Regions from separate parts of the Homo sapiens genome. Here region 2 is linked to region 1. A link is an interaction called in ENCODE POLR2A ChIA-PET data of the cell type or tissue named here. Cell type or tissue: endothelial cell of umbilical vein. All regions are shown on one strand. Links, peaks and the distances in the headings refer to the core of each region. The heading gives the core; the rest is flanking DNA.

Region 1 (8,121 bases), core at 2,795-6,794:
GTAATAAAAATTTAAAAACTAGAGCTTTCTTTAAATTTGTTGCTAGTTTTGTTTTCTGATGTTCTACAGAATTATACAGGACACTGAAAGTCCAATGTATGGAGATTAGAAATAATCTCCACCTTCCATAGCATTGAATTATTTTGCCTAGGATATATTTGTCACCTCTGCCTAGTCATTTCTTCCACGTTAATAAATGGTCATGTGCCTTGGTATTTGTGATCTTCTCTTTTGTAAAGCAGGAGTTGACATTTTAAACTGAAAAGCAGGGAGAAAGTTGAGATGAGCAGAAATGTCATTGTGCCCATTTCTTTTTCCTGTCTTCCCTCTGTAGGAAAAACATTGCAAGAAGAGCAGATTGAAAGGGTAATGTGGCATAAGCTTTAGTGCAGGCATACTGAGGATAGAGTCTTTCCAGAGTGTTCTCTCATACAGCGTGGTGTCACATGACAACCTCTCCCTATACTTGATGCCTGCCAGTGGGGCTTTTTTATAGAGAAAAGTAACACAAACATTTAATTGGAGCCAAAATGAATTTTAAATGTCTGCAATTTCCCCTGAAAGATATAGTCAATAAAAGAAAAAGATAGCGGGTGTGAAAAGAAGGAGAAGAATTTATTGTGCTAAGGAAATTACTTTTTTTTTTAAACTATGAAAATGCTAAATTCTATCTGGCAGTCATCCTGACTTTAATATGTATTTTCAACTCTAACAGTCTGGCTCAGGGCTTATTACTGGCAAGCCACAAAACCTCTGAGAAACACTCTAAGGCAGGACTTCAAATATTATCTAAAGCCTCATAAATTCTCCAGTAATATGGGCAATTTTATAGGAAATTTATTTAAAACATGAATCTCCATGTTTCTACCTCCACAAAAACTGGGCAGAAATAGAGAACACCACTCTACAGGAGTTCATTTTTTAATAAATTACTGTTTTTTTAATTTAAAAAATACAATTGCTCTGAAGCACTTTAATATCCAGTCAAAATATGGAAAGTTTCCTTACTAGGATGCAAAATAAAAGAATAATGAAGGTTGCCAGTGAACTAGCAGACCAATTTATAATTTGCATTCTAGACAGATTATTTAAAAAAAATTAGCTTTTAGATGTAGATAAAAAATTTTGTGGTTTTAATTTTGAACATGTTTACTGGTATTCATAAAACATGTATTAATATATAAGATGGGCAAAATATATGTGCCTCTGTTAGTAATACCGAAGACATTGAGCAAAAATAAAAGAAATTTGGGATCAGTTTGACAACTAGTTTCCTTTGTGGTTTGTGGCCTGATTTAGACTCAGGTATAGATTCAGGTCATTAGAGACAAATCTTTAGTTCCAGACTGTTTTAAGATGTTGCTATTAATGACTGGATCTGATAGGATCTAGTTTCACACAGGCAGTTCTTTAAATCGGTATGTACTTTGCTTTTAAAACTGAGTTGTTTTCAATACATTTCCTTTGCGTTCAGCGCCTCTTATGTTTCCTTTTAGAAATCCCCTTTGCCTTCCTTGCTGCACAACCTTTACCCTAAGTACAACTTCAGCAGCACTAACCCATTTGCTGACTCTCTACAAATCAACGCCGACAAGGTTGGATAATGCCCATTGTCTTGCTGTTGGTTGCCTTTTGCAAATGTTTTGTTCTTTGTTACTACTGTGTCTTTGTCCCAGTTCACTATTTGCTACATTTGGGCAGGGAAAAAAAAACAAAAAAACAAAGCTGTTTGGAGTGGGCATGCAGATCCTTTCTTAAGCACATTTTCCTGCCAGAGAATATTTATTTTTATTGCTGAAATTAAATGGCCCTTCTGAAGAGTAAGGGAGAATCATGAGTCCAGTGCCTTTCTTTCATTTTGGTGTCATTTAAAATTTCTGATATTTAAATTTTTGTTAGTTGCCAAATGTATGATACTTTCACACATAATTTCTTTAAAACCATGTGTTGATTTAAATCCTTTTCATACTTCTACAAGGTGATCATAAAAGCTCTTCCATGAGTTAATCACTGCACAAATAATTGTGTATGTGTACATGCAGGAGTCTGTTGAATATTCATGAAGCATGCCCATGTAATTGCCTGAATCAGGAAACGTAACTGTTTCAATGCTCGTAAATCTATACTTGGATCTTCTCATTTTCTGATGAAATTATAAAACCAAAATCGAAACACAAATTTATAAGAATTTATATACCATAATTTGATCATGAAAAGGAAGAAAGCCATCAACAATTTTTTTCAGGAAACACTTTATGAATATTCATCAGACTTCCATGTTATTGTAACAAATACCATGTTATTGATATGGATAACCAAAGATGCTATATCTGAAGGAATATGTTTTCTATTGCTATAGGAATTACTGAATTCAAGTAGAATTATCTTCCATTGTTCCCCAACTAACCCTTTTGCTCCCACACCCTTTAAGGTTTGTGTCAGTGTGGAATTTTCGTATGTGGGTGTGTTACAGTGTGCTTTATGTGTGTGCTGTACTTGATGTATACATACATGGCATGGAGTGATCTCAAGTATACACTGCATTTTTGACAAGGAAGGCTAAACAATCTTTGTTAAAGAGCTATATTTTCATAAATAAATTTTAAAAAGTGTCACTAACGAGGCAGATACATGATCTTGATGAGAATGAGGGTGTCAGGGATATGAAAACATAACACCTGATTGCCCCTCAAGTAAATAGAGGCTTATATTGGTTTTATTAGTCAGGTAGGTTAGGGCACCATTTTGATTTACTCACAGTATGAAAATGTTGTGCCTGAGATCCCAGACAATTTTTCAGATAAGCAGGTTTTGTTTGTTTGTTTGTTTGTTCTTAAAATAACAGCTCAGAAAAATTATGCAGCAAGATGTATAAAATGTCATCTATAGATTTGTTAAAATTATGAGAAGTTTAAATTAGCTTTTGTTTTACCTTTTAAAAAGGGAATGGACTTAATCAATGCTTGATAAAATTTTACAGAGAAGTAAATTTTTTTTAGCCAGAAAAATTCTAAAGTACATACCTTGCTCCTCTTTACTATGATAATGAAACTTGATTGGACCAAATGAGGGTTTTATGTGTGTGTGTTTGTTCATTTTTATTGGTATATTATTAATTTGAGACATTTATGGCACAGCATTTGGGAACATAACAAGGGTTCCATTTACATTAGTAACTTTTATCTGTTTGTCCAATGACATATAGACTGAACATTTCAATATAGCAGATTCTGTAATCTGACACTTACGCCCTTAAATCTCTATCAGTCAGCGATTTGCTTTGCCAGAAAATTGAGTGCTTTCTGAATCAACAAAGAAAGGTCGCATTCAGTCTCAAATAGTTCTAGTGTTACATATATTTTTAGGTATCCTAATTCGTGGCACCAATTAATAATTTCTAAGTATTTGTGCGTGTTTATCATTTAATGTATCCTTACAAGAAGTCAGTTTTTTAAAAAAAATCATAATATTTTTCTAGATATAAACATATATAATAAAACATTGTATCAGAGGAATTCTTATGCAGTAAAAAAGTAAAATAAAGATATATAGGAAAACTATAGGTTCAAGGTATCAGGGACAACTTCATACCGAGGTTAGAACTTTAGCTGGATGTTCCTGACCTTTGAGTTTGGTACTGTCTTATTTATGCAAGTTGGAGGAGACAACATGATATAATGGAAAGTGCACTGGATTAAGAGTTAAGCAAAAAGAAGTCTAGTACCACTGTTTGATTCGAAACAAAAACTTTCATTTCTTGTAGCCTCAGGTTCCAAAGGTTTATTCATCTGCAAAGTGAATAAAATGAACTCAGCAACTTAAAGACCTTTCAAACTCTAACATTGTTTGATCATCTGTAACATTAGGTTAGTGCAAAAGTAATTGGAGTTTTAATGGCAAAAACTGCAATTATTTTTGCAATATAAGAACTTGATGATGCCAAGTACTTTTTTTTTTTTTTTTCGAAATAGGACCTATGACCCTAAGTGACAGCCAGTATGCCATGCTTTGGCTTTCTATTAAGGAGTCTCCTGTGTTTCCTCATTTATCTTGTGATCTGCCTTGGCAAGGGAAAGCTGGTGTTGTCCTTAAAACCATGCCGCTCACATCCGAGTGTGTGCTCTGTGCTAACAAACTGGCTCTCTGGTAGACAAGCCTGCATGTGTGATACTTGCTGTCCTGGATTTGTTAAGAGAATCATATGGAGAGAGGATTCAGGTAGCAATAAATAATTATTTATATTTAGTCTCACTAATAAGCTTTGAAGGGCAACTTCTTTGTTAATTTTTTTTTCTGCAGTTTCTTGGCAGATTTTTCTAGATGCCTCAAATCTTACCCAGACCCAAAAGTTATAACTTTTGAATGACATTTTTTTCTAGAAGGGAAAGTTTGTACAATTTTCTACCAAGTCATTTAAGACTTCAAATTCATTAATTCATTGGCTTAAAATAGCAAATAAAAGTTTAGTGAATTATTCTCTGATACTACTTGGTTTGATATATTTAAACTTTACCTGAATCCCATCTAATATTTCATATCTATCTATCTATCTATATATATACATAGATATATATGGAAATAAGAATATCATGTCAAAAACAAAGACTGGCTTTAAAATATCAAACAAATAATGGAAAGCTCATATATATACATATATATATATATATGTATATATATAAAATATTTAACAATCTGAGCCTTCCATTATTTGTTAGGTATTATATATATATATGAGCTTTCCATTATTTGTTAGATATTTTATATATATATTATATACATATATGAGCTTTCCATTATTTGTTAGATATTTTAAAGCCAGTCTTTGTTTTTGACAGTATACTCTTATTTCTTCTTCTTGAAGTTTTCTTCCTTAGACTGTACAAACCCACTGCATTCTTTTTGTTCCCACAGGCACCCAGTCAGTCAGAGTCAGAGCCAGAGAAGGCTCCATTGTGCAGTGTGCCCCCACCCCCTCCTTCAGCCTTTGCCGAAATGGGTAGTGATCACACACAGTCATCTGCAAGCAAAATCTCACAAGATGTGGACAAAGAGGATGAGTTTGGTTACAGCTGGAGTAAGTTGTGTTTTTGTGATGCATTTAATTGTAAGAGGTATTAAAATAGCTCTGAGTTTCTCAAGGATTTCGCCCTGGATAAGTAAGTATGTTGCAGCTTTGTGATATATACTGCAATTCTGTGTGGAAAGAAATAGTGTTTGTTTTGCTTGAATACAGCATACATTCCTGAGGCATGAAATCATGCTCTTCCTTTCCTTTAAAAGTGCTGTTAAAGCTCACTCTGCCTTTTGTATGAGAATTAATAAGGACAGGGCACTCTCTCAGAAGCTAGTATTGGATCAGCCACTCTGTGTCTCAAACAAGTCACCACCCCTTTCTGGGCATCAGATTCCTCATGTGAATGAGGATATTCTGGTTGTTGATATCACACCTTGAACTTCTGGTGTATTTTCTATACCAGAATGGTGACATAGTATAATTGTGGAGATAAAAACTTTAGGCATTGACTAAGCTGTTTAACTGTCTCTAAGCTTTAGCCTAGTGGTTATCTCTCTTTTTAAAATGGAGTTCTCCCCTCAGGTTGCTAACATTCAATTAGATAGTGCCAAGAGTGCTAAGCACAGTGCCTGGCGCCCAGCAGTCTTTCATAGGCAGCTGTTATTAGGACCAATAGGGAGTCTCTCTTTTCTAAGGAAATACCATTTTGCAGGAAAATATTTAAAATTTAGCCCAAAGTTATCAATGTCATTGTTTTAAAAAGTTTTATTTTAAAAATCGAATTATTTCCTTTAAGAAAGCTGTAGTACATCTTTTTAGGAAGTACAGAACATAAAAGTTGTGCTGCTGTATTGTGGAAGGAGTCAGGAAATAGTTTATGAAATTGATGCAGTTAAGAATCAATGTAGAATGCATGGCATTGGCCCATTAGCCATATAATAACGTTTTCTAAGATGACTGGTAAAGTTTGTAGTTTTCGCAGTCTGTTCTCAGTGACACTAGAGCATATTGCTAACAATCAATGTGGTCAGAATGTAATCTTGAGGAAAACGTGAACTGAAATGTTTCAGTTTTCTATTATGAAGCCACCCCAAAATGTAATGGCATAAAACAATAATTTATTATTAATCTATCAAAGGGCAGTGGGTGACTGGGCCCAGCTGGGCTGGACTTCCAAGACAGCTCATTTACATGGTTGTCAAGTAGTGCTGGCTGTTGGCTGGTCGCTCATCTGTGGCTGTGCACTGGAGCACCTGCGTGAGGCGTCAGCCCTCTTAGATTAAAGAGGGTGCACAATAACCATCACCTCTTGAAGATGTGGGGTAGGAGATGTAAATGGTCTCATCTCATTAGGACGTGTGTCCCAAAACTGGGTTACATATATCAAGTTGTCCTGGCCTAATAGCTCTGTGCAATAAGAAAGCTCATTCTCTTCATTTTGCATATATCTATCAAGCAACTGCCCAACATGATGTGATACACAATGTTGAAATTCCTATGGGAGAAAAGCTCCCACTGATCAGTGAACACAGATATTCTGGATGCCTTAGTTCTGTTCTCCTCTGCAAATGATCAAGTTTCTGGTTTAATCATAGTCTTTTGAGAGTTTGTAAAATGAATTACTTCTCTTTGGTGTAACCACTCCAAGGTGAACTGATTAATCAGACATTGTGCTCTCTGCACCCTAGATGCAAAGAAATTCCTCAAAGTTTGGGTCCTCCAGGAAACCAGTCCTGATGCCCAAGTGCCTAGTCTATTTAGCTTTTAACTGTCAAAGCGTACATTTTGGTATAAAATCTGTCCTTTTGAGGTAAAACTAAATAGCTTTCCACAGTAAAGCATTTGACTGTAAATTAACTGTAAATATGTATTTGTTGTTGTTGTTGTATGTAGAAAATATCAGAGAGCGTTATGGAACCCTAACAGGCGAGCTGCATATGATTGAACTGGAGAAAGGTCATAGTGGTTTGGGCCTAAGTCTTGCTGGGAACAAAGACCGATCCAGGATGAGTGTCTTCATAGTGGGGATTGATCCAAATGGAGCTGCAGGAAAAGATGGTCGATTGCAAATTGCAGATGAGCTTCTAGAGGTAAGTTTTTGTGGAAAATTTTGAATTTATTCTTGTTTTATAAGGGTAATGGAACTGTCAGTTTCCAGAAAATCACCCATACCTTATAGTGACTGAGAAAGCCATTGCTTGCTTAATAAAATAGATGCATTGCAGCAAATCTGGCTCTAAACCAAATTTCTACCAAGTAGAGTCCATGTTCCCATTAACTTCCATTAAAAGGTCATGACTGTGTAGCACCAGAAACAATTTTTGCCCCAAGATAGTAATAAAGCTTACACTTCAAAAGCATTTGTTTTGTGTGCTGCATTTTTATTAGGAGTTTTTGAAAAGCCAAGTGACCAGTCATTCCCCAGAGGCTGACCCACTGGACATTCTGGAACTTGAATCACTAATGGGAGAAGTGATGAGGGTGAGGTGGGGTGGGGTCAAGGTTAAGGCTAAAGAACAAGCAGTAACTCAGCCTGCCGAACAAAATAAATTTGTGGACCATACTTTATAGGGTTTAGAATTTTATTTGCTTGTGTTGTTTGTCCTTGCCCCTCCTGGGCTGGGATCCACATGATTTTATACTGCCTTTATACTCTTCTCATGCTGAGTATGTTTCCCTATAGACACAGGAGGCTCAGTCAGGCAGTGGCTAAATGACCAAATGACTGAGCCAGTCATTTGCGTTAGGCACTGTGCTGTTTAGGCACAGTTTGCTGCCTAAATCCTGAATCTACCTAGCATTTCTTCTCCCAGTGACCTATTTCCAGGGCTTGAGTTTTGAGACTAAGTGGGAAATATGACAGTAAGGAACTTCCCAGGATGGTCTTGCAGGTCGCAAGTTTTTCCACAGAGCCCTCGTTTTGTGCAGAGCATGCTGGGAGCCCAGTGCCTGCCAGGAAATTTGTTGTCTACTCTCCTGCAGTTGGTCCAAGTGGTGCCTCTTTATCAGCAGTTCATGGATGTCAGACTTCATTTGCATTATTTTAATGCTGGCTTTAAACATGAGCTATTCTTTATTCACCATGAAAAGTCAGTTTCATGTTTTGG
Region 2 (8,121 bases), core at 2,259-6,258, 930 kb before region 1:
AAGGAAGAAGAAAGTCATTAAGTTCTTTTCTGGAAAAACAGCAGAGAATAATCTAGAGTATTAAATATATCTTGATGAGGGGAAGTTGAGGAAACCTTCCTAGATGACTCTTCTATTTCTCTGAACTGGTCAGTTAGCCCCGACACAAAGCCTTACACATGATTGTCTCCCGTGAGGCCTCCATTGTCTAAGCTGCTCTTTGTGAAAAAGCAGATGCTCTCCAATCCACACACCTGTGACCAGAAGCCTGAACACTAATGGTTGACCAAGTTCCTACTCTCGTTGCAAAGATGAAGCTGTGACATCCCCCAATTTTTGGGAAGCTCTATTTTACTCTGAAGAACTAATGTGAAAGTTACTGTAGGCACAATAAGTATAAAGAAAAACTGAACTCGATAACACTGTTGATAGCTTGATAACACTGTTGAAGCTTACCTGGAAGGATTGGGTCATCCATTAGTGTAAAATACTGAATTTCTATCACATGGAAGACTGATGTAACTTAGGCTCAAGGAAACACAAGTTGGACTAAGGGTTAGAAGTTACAGTAAGACACATTTCCACCGAGTATTCAGGAGACCCTTTTGCTGGCTGAAGTTGGAATGAATGAGATCACACCATAGCATCTGTTCAGCAATCAGTGCTCGAAGGTCAGAATGGTGAGTGCCAAAAGGGGAGCACCTGGATTACTGGTTATACCCGAGACATTCACCTGGCCAATCAAAAGTTAGTTTGATTGAGTGTTCTACGTGTATGCTTATTTCCAAACATCATCACATTGGGCGTGCATGGTGGCTTACACCTGTAACCTCAGCACTTTGGGAGGCTAAGGAGGGCAGATCACTTGATCCCAGGGGTTCGAGACCAGCCTGGCCAACATAGCAAAACTCTCTCTCTACTAAAAATACAAAAATTAGTCGGGCATGGTGGCACATGCCTGTAATCCCAGCTACTTGGGAGGCTGAGGCATGAGAATCGATTGAACCCAGGAGGCAGAGGTTGCAGTGAGCTGAGATCACGCCATTGCACTCCATCCTGGGCAACAGAGCAAGACTCTGTTTAAAAAAAAATCATATTGTACTCAATAAATATATATAATTTTTATATATTACAAAAATTTATTCAAGCATTCTATCTTCATGGTTCAATATATATCAGAAACTTGCAAAGTTTTAGAGATTCATATATGAATAAATTATGGTACTTAGCTCACAGACACACTTAAGCGAAAGAAGTAGCAATACAGTATCAAATAGAGACCTAAAAAAAGTGAAAAGGGGAAAGGGCAATACATTCTCTTGGGGCAATTCAGTTTGGGCAATGCGGAGGTAAAGTAGGGCATCAGGCCTGAAGGAAGCTTCTAGAAGGAGTTGGCATTTGAGCTAGGCCTTTAAGAACAGATAATATTTTGCCATGTGGGGACAAGGAAGGGCATTTTAGTTGGTGGTAAAAAGTGATGCACAGCATTGGAGTGTGGAAGCGTCCTTATGTTCAGAGAAGAATGTGTTGTGTGTTGACTTCTCTAGTAAACACAAGAGGTACATGAAGGCAGTCGGGGGAGGGGGAAGATATCTAGCAAGCTTTAAACTCCAACCAAGGTATATAAATGCATCTTATTGGATTTTTTCTACATAAGTATTTTTATTTTTAATGTCCAGAATGTGTAATATAAGGGCCAGAACTTCCTCCTGGACTCAACTTTATAAATTCTCGATTGGTTGGTGAGGCCAATAGGGATACTTTCTCTTGTCTCATTTGGTTTCTGGGAAAGCTTCATTCAGGTCCTCAGTGGTCGTCTGATCAAATGGAATTAAGTTCCTCATCTTCTCCAGCTGTTTCTCATATTGTCCAATCCTGGCCTTTGAGAGAGACATCCACTCAGCACAAGTTTTCACATCTTCTTTTTCTTCAGCATCCACTTGGGCAGTGTATTTATCCTCTGGTACAGGAAACTTCAGGGCATTAAACTTCTTCTCAAAGTCATCCACCAAGCCTGCCTTGGCCACACTGGCCTTGTAGTAAGTCCAGTCAATAGATGGTTTATTCTCAGGTAAAATAGCCAGTCTGGAGGTAAGAATCTCATTCCAGGATGTCAGGGAATTAGCAATGGCCTTTTGGTTTCGGGATATGCTCTCCCAAGAAGTTACCCAGTCAATGATTTTTAGAGCAAGTTTTTGCCCAGCCATCTTGGGATCCTTCACCGACCCCAGCGGCCCATAGTCCACAGCAGCACCTAGCGGCTCTTACTGGATTTTTTAGGGCAGCTGTGGCTATGTATTAAAATTTGGACTTTATGCTTCAGGAATGGGGAACAATCACAGGTTTTGGAGAGTAGAGGAAGCCATAATCTAGAAAAATAATGGAATTGCTTGGTATAGGGCACCACCAAAGCTTAACTGTCTCTGTGATAGTGATTTCTCCCTCTGCACTTTTCCCCATAGTGAATTTCCCCAGGCCCATTGTTTTCCAACTTAGAGTCTTTAGATTCCTTGCAGATTCATGAAGATGGAAATAAGGGATTCATGAAGTATTTTCAACATTGCAATAAGCTGAAATAAATTATGCACTTGACTATCACTATCACAGAGATAGTTAAGCTTTGGTGGTGCCCTCTATGAAGCAATTCCATTATTTTTCTAGATTATGGCTTCCTCTACTTTCCCTGTGCTTATTCCCCATTCCTGAAGCACAAAGTTCAAATTTTAATATATGGCCACAACTGCCCTAAAAAACCCCAATAAGATGCATGTATTTACTTTGGTTGGAGTTTAAAGCTTTGCAGGCTGTCTTCCAACCCACTGTTCGCATATACCTCATGCATCCACTGGAGAAGTCAACACACAACACATGTTCTTCTCAGAACACAAGGACGTTTCCACACTCCAATGCTGTGCATCACTTTTTACCACCACTTAAAAGGTTAGCACCAACCTTTTCATCGAAGCAAAAGGACCCTTTCTTTAGTTACAACTCTTCAGTAAGGGCCCCTAGCCACTAACTTTGGGAAGGTCTTCCTCTTAGAGAGCTTACATGGTATAGGATTTATTGGTATGGGCTTTAGAGGCAGACAGGCTTGAGTTTGAATATTGGCTGCCACTTATGAGCTATATGATGTTGGACAACTTATTTAATCTCTGTAAGCCTCACTTTCTGTGGTTAACTCACAGGATATATTGTATATCTGTTGTGTCTGTCAGTATAGTCTTAACTCATAGAATATATTGTATATCTGTCAATTACACACTTTATAATCTGTCTTATTATGTAAGTATAGAGTGTTGCCTGCCTATAGAAATTAAAAATGCCGCTAGGTAAATCACAATCTTTTATGTGTCCATCAGCATCATTGGCCACTATTGGTCCTTCCTATTTGGGGTCTCCACTGAAGGTCTTTGAGGCAGGCTGCTTCTGGCATTTAGATGACCACACTCTTGGCTCTCCAGTTTGCTGCTGTGTCTGCTGATAACTGTATCTGAGTGCCTCTGAGCTCCCCAGTGATCTTCCCAGTGCCTTGCTGAGCAGATATCCTGAGGGTGGCTGCTTGCCTCCGTCTTGCAGAGGCCAGAGGGAAACATTCGCAATGCCATTTTCTACCCAGCTCATTAGTCAACTTCAGGACTTCAAAAGGCATGCTCTGTTTGACTCTGCTGTTCTCTATACCTGACACGTATACAAATGTGTTCAATGCACACTTCCTATGCTTCGTCATGGCTTTGGAAGCCCTACTTGAGACTCAGTGGTTTTATGCTTTTTAGTCTACATTGCCTAAGAGAACTGATACAGAGGCTAAGCAAAGGGGTGGTAAATATGGATGTCATTTAATACTACAGTCATATGGCAAGTCTGAAAATGGTCTTGTCAAAGTTAGTGGTGTGGCCTAAATGGCCACATAAGTCTGTCTTGAAAACGATTTGAATTTTCTCTTTCTTTTATTCAGTTGAGTCCTAGGAATATAGACACATGGACAACACGTATCCAGCACTGTTCATTGTATGGTGCTGGGTAAACATACAATGATTCTCTTTGGATAGCTGCCCATGTACTTTACTGTTCATGTGCACTTTCCAACATTTCAGTGCTGGAAAAACATAAAAAAGTCAGGAAGTCTCACCTGAACAAGCTTTCTTGGGCAGATTTTTGGCAGGTAATGCTTCCTGTTACATAGGAAATGCTTTTAAGCTTAGCTTCATTTATAGTACTTCGGTTTGCCTACGAAGCTATGAATTCTGTTTGGTTGCTAGTAACAAATCTTAGAAAGCAAAACAAACAACAGCCACAATGACAAAATGGTGGCTTGAAGACATTAGGGGTTTATTTTTGTCTCATGTAAAACACATTTGGAGATGGGCACTCAGGCTGAGGCCGTGAAAGACTTAAGGCCTTTCTAGCTTTGTGCTCCTCCATTTGTACAACTTTTTTTTTTTTTTCGTGACAGGGTCTTGCGCTGTTGTTCAAGCTGGAGTGCAGTGGCACAATCAGATCTCCCTGGCTCAAGTTCAAGTGACCCTCCCACCTCAGCCTCCCAAGTAGCTGGGACTACAGGCTTGTGCCACCATACCCCACTAATTTTTGCCTTTCTTTTAGAGACAGGGTTTCATCATGTTGCCTAGGCTGGTCTTGAACTCCTGGGTTCAAGTGATCCACCTGCCTTGTCCTCCCAAAGTGCTGGGATTACAGGTGTGAGCCACCACGCCCAGCCCTAGGGCATAACTCCTATCCTCCTGCTCTCAAGGTGACTGCTGGTATGCCAGCAATCATGTCCATGTTCACACAGGAAAAACTGGGTGAGTAAAAGGCAAAAATAAATGTGCCAATTTTTGTTTTAAGAGATATTTCGGGAGTCCTTCTCTCATTTATACTCCTATCACATTACTCATAATACGGTCACGTGACATCCCCCAACTGCAAGGGAGGTTGGATACATATTTGGATAAGCCCATTTCCTCCTTTAGTAAAACTGATGTTTGTTCACAAGGAGAGAATGGCCATTGGGTAAGCAAGTAGCAGCCCCTGGCACATCTACCTTTAATCCTAGCTAGACATTTTACTTATCTTGGTTAAAAAGTCTTAAGGGGAACCTTAAGACTTAACCTTCTAACCATAAGCAGATTTGAAATACTTTTCTAATAATGAAGAGCTAATTAATTATTTCCAAATCTACAACACTATATTTGAGAAGACTTCCCTTATTTGGTTTTCACTATCTCCTAAGCACTTGGAATCTTAAACCTATGGGGTCTCTTGTATTAATTTGTTCTCTTGTACATGTTCAGTGAAAGCTTCGTGATGTTTTGATCTTATTTTAGGCAAGAAGGACATTTGGATGGAAGATAACATGGAAACTCTAGGCTCCAAGCACCATGCGTACAATTGTTTTATTGCTTTCTTATAATGGTTGCAATGAGTTAGGTAGTAGGAAGGAAACAAATAATACAACCTGTGACAAAAACTCCAGGGTGGTATAGTGCAGGGTTTTTCAATTCTCTTTAGTGGTAAAATTGTGTCTTCAAATGAAATTATACTGAGGACATTTAACTATACAAAAGAGATAAAAAGCTGACTTTCTCTAGTTGAAGTAAGACTGGAGGGACCCCGCCACTCTTTTCACCCACTCCCTATCTCCTTCATGATCCTTGGGGTGCAAGACCACAGAGAGAAAATCTGAAAATCATCATTTCATTAGGTATTTGTCTTAGCTCTGCCATTAGCTGGCTTTGTGACCGTGGACAAATTACTTGCCTTCTCTGGCCCCCAGGTTTGTGATGTAAAATACAGAAGGGTTGAGTCAGTTGATCCTGAAAAGTCCATCTAGCCCATGTTTCTAGGATTTTCCTGGCTACCAGTGTGTATATAGTCAGCTTCTAGTGATGAGTGTTATCTGTGCTTTTCTCATCAAATTGGCTGGAGGCAAAAGAAAAAAAATCCATCCATTAGTATTGACTAGCAAGAAAAATGGGAAATAAGGATGCTTTTCTCTTAAATATTTTCCTGCTCATAGGAAAAAAAAAAAAAAACTGAAGGAAAGTTGGAGTGAAATTCAAATCCCACTGCAGCATTTATCACAATGATCTAGATCTATAGAAAGAAGCCAAGGCTAGTGAAAACCGTCGATTTCAGAACATCTATTATGTGCAAAATACAATAATAGTTCTTTCATATTTTATTTTATTTCATTTAAATTACACAAGACTAATCAGAGGTGATACTATTTCTTTTATTATACAGGAACCTGGACCAGATTTATTCTGGATTAGAACTTATATCTTCTTTCATTAATGTTTCCATTGAATGAGTTGCACCTGGGCCTAGCTACTATTCTAAGCTCAGAATCCCAAACCTAATAAGGCTGCGGGTCTGTCCTAAGGAGCTTTAGTAACTTCTGCCCTTTAAGTCCAGTGTGTTTTCCTTGATACTGTAGATCTCAATCTTTGTCTCAACTTTTGTTATACGTTGAAATTAATGGGGGGGTTGATTAAAATTCCAGTGTTTCTGTCCCCCTCCCACTCTACACTACTTCATTTCGGCAGGATCTGGAGTGGATTCCAGGCATCTGCAGTTTAAACTCACCGCTCATAGCTCTGTCACCTGGCAAAGTTAGGAAACTACAGCTTTATCCTGATCAGGGTTATTGATGTGAACTTCTGCCTTCATAGCCAGATGGTGGGCCCTCATTGGTTGAGCACTGGGCCTCTTTTATTTTTTGTATACTTGGCGTATTGTAGGCACTTTCAAAAATTTTGCAGACTAGAAGAAAAAGAAGAGGAGGAGGAGGAGAGAAGAAAACTTGTATAGCACTGAATTCACCCACACCACTGAAAAATAGACTCTGTAACAGGACACACAAAAAGAGAGGGGTTATGGGCATTTCAGGGTTTTGATGAGATGGCCAAGACGCAGCTCCTGTCTCCTCCCACCCCCATTCATTCTTCTTATGCTGATTTATTTTGTCTAAGAATTTAACACCTGCTTGTTCTGTCCTGCTCACCAAATCCACTACTACTAGTATAAGCTGCTCTAGAGCCAGAATCTGGTCTACTGTTGACTTTTGTACTCCCAGTACATACAACAGTCTGGCACATAATGAAGGGAACGAAAAAAGAATTATGTGATGGCCTGAACCACAGCAGGAAGGAGTGAGATTGGAAGGGATACAGGCTAGTCTTGAGTATTGCAGGACTCATGAGGCAAAATGCTAAGTTACTCCAACACTTAATTAGCTATTTTTATTAAGTGTCCAAGCCTCCTTCATTTAATGGGTGTTTTACTGCTTTTATCTCAAGAAAGATGGCAGAAGTTTGTGTCTTTTGGCTTTGATCACATTATTTCTGGGTTTTGTTACTTAATAAGGCAGAAGTTTAAATTAACATCATTCTCCATTGCCTGTTTTTGGGTTAGCTGTACAGTATAGAGTGCTGGCAATTTTTCAATGGAGGAAAGAAAAGGAAACCTCTGTTTGGGAGCTTTAGGGGGAAAGGAGGGAAAGCCATTTACCTGAGCCCCTGGGGCTACATCTGCTTCTCAGAAAAGATCTGCCATCAAATCAAGCCACCGGACCCCTGTAGGGGCTACAGCTCAGGGACAGGTTGAAGGAGGACTGGGCCAGCTATAGCCTTCAATTGTCAAGGCGGCAAAGAAGGTTGGAAGGTGAATTCACAGTCATTTCTGTGTTCAGGGGTACACTTTAATAGCTGAGGTAAAAAAGTGTTGTCAGAATGAACAAAAGCCACCTCTGCAAGTCCCCTCTTAAAACGTGAAATTGCCTGGGCTATGATCTGAGGTTTATGCCAACTGAATGTGCATTTATTTCTTTTTTCCCTCTTCAATCACTCACTGCAGGGTTAGCTTGATGGTTTACAGAACATGGTAACACTTGCTGCACTTTGGATCACTTCAGCCAAAGGTTTGTTGCTGTATTAATTGGCTTCAGAGAAAACATTGCCTTCACTTAAACGGTTTGAATACCTCTTGTTGAATCATAGGCCTGAGTCAAGTGTTATTAATTCAAGAATCTTTTGTCCATATCAGATAAACGTTGCCATAGCAAATGTAGCGTAAACAGATCTGTTCAAGTCACAACAACCTATAGAAGCCCACAGACAAAGCAGGACCAGTTTTGTCTTC

Evidence for each region. ChIA-PET counts read pairs that join two places held together with the same protein. Peaks named below come from ENCODE experiments on the same cell type or tissue, not always from the same donor. Only the 100,000 strongest peaks of a DNase experiment are listed, where the experiment ranks them.
Region 2: POLR2A ChIA-PET joins it to region 1 with 6 read pairs; 1 of 35 experiments calls an interaction of 5 or more read pairs at or near these places.

The regions. Positions count from the first base shown.
Region 1 is chr9:13,136,940-13,145,060 of GRCh38, reverse strand. It overlaps MPDZ (multiple PDZ domain crumbs cell polarity complex component), which reads left to right. Exons shown (of 47, transcript NM_001378778.1): 27 at 1,497-1,595; 28 at 4,912-5,074; 29 at 6,908-7,104. Among named protein-coding and RNA genes, the nearest start is that of MPDZ, 140 kb to the left of the region's middle. In endothelial cell of umbilical vein, for the core only: no CTCF peak of the experiment used is centred there; DNase peaks (open chromatin) are centred at 4,050 and 5,240; H3K4me3 peaks cover 232 bases; H3K27ac peaks cover 2,037 bases.
Region 2 is chr9:14,062,997-14,071,117 of GRCh38, reverse strand. It overlaps the pseudogene ATP5PDP3. Among named protein-coding and RNA genes, the nearest start is that of LINC00583, 140 kb to the right of the region's middle. In endothelial cell of umbilical vein, for the core only: no CTCF peak of the experiment used is centred there; a DNase peak (open chromatin) is centred at 4,107.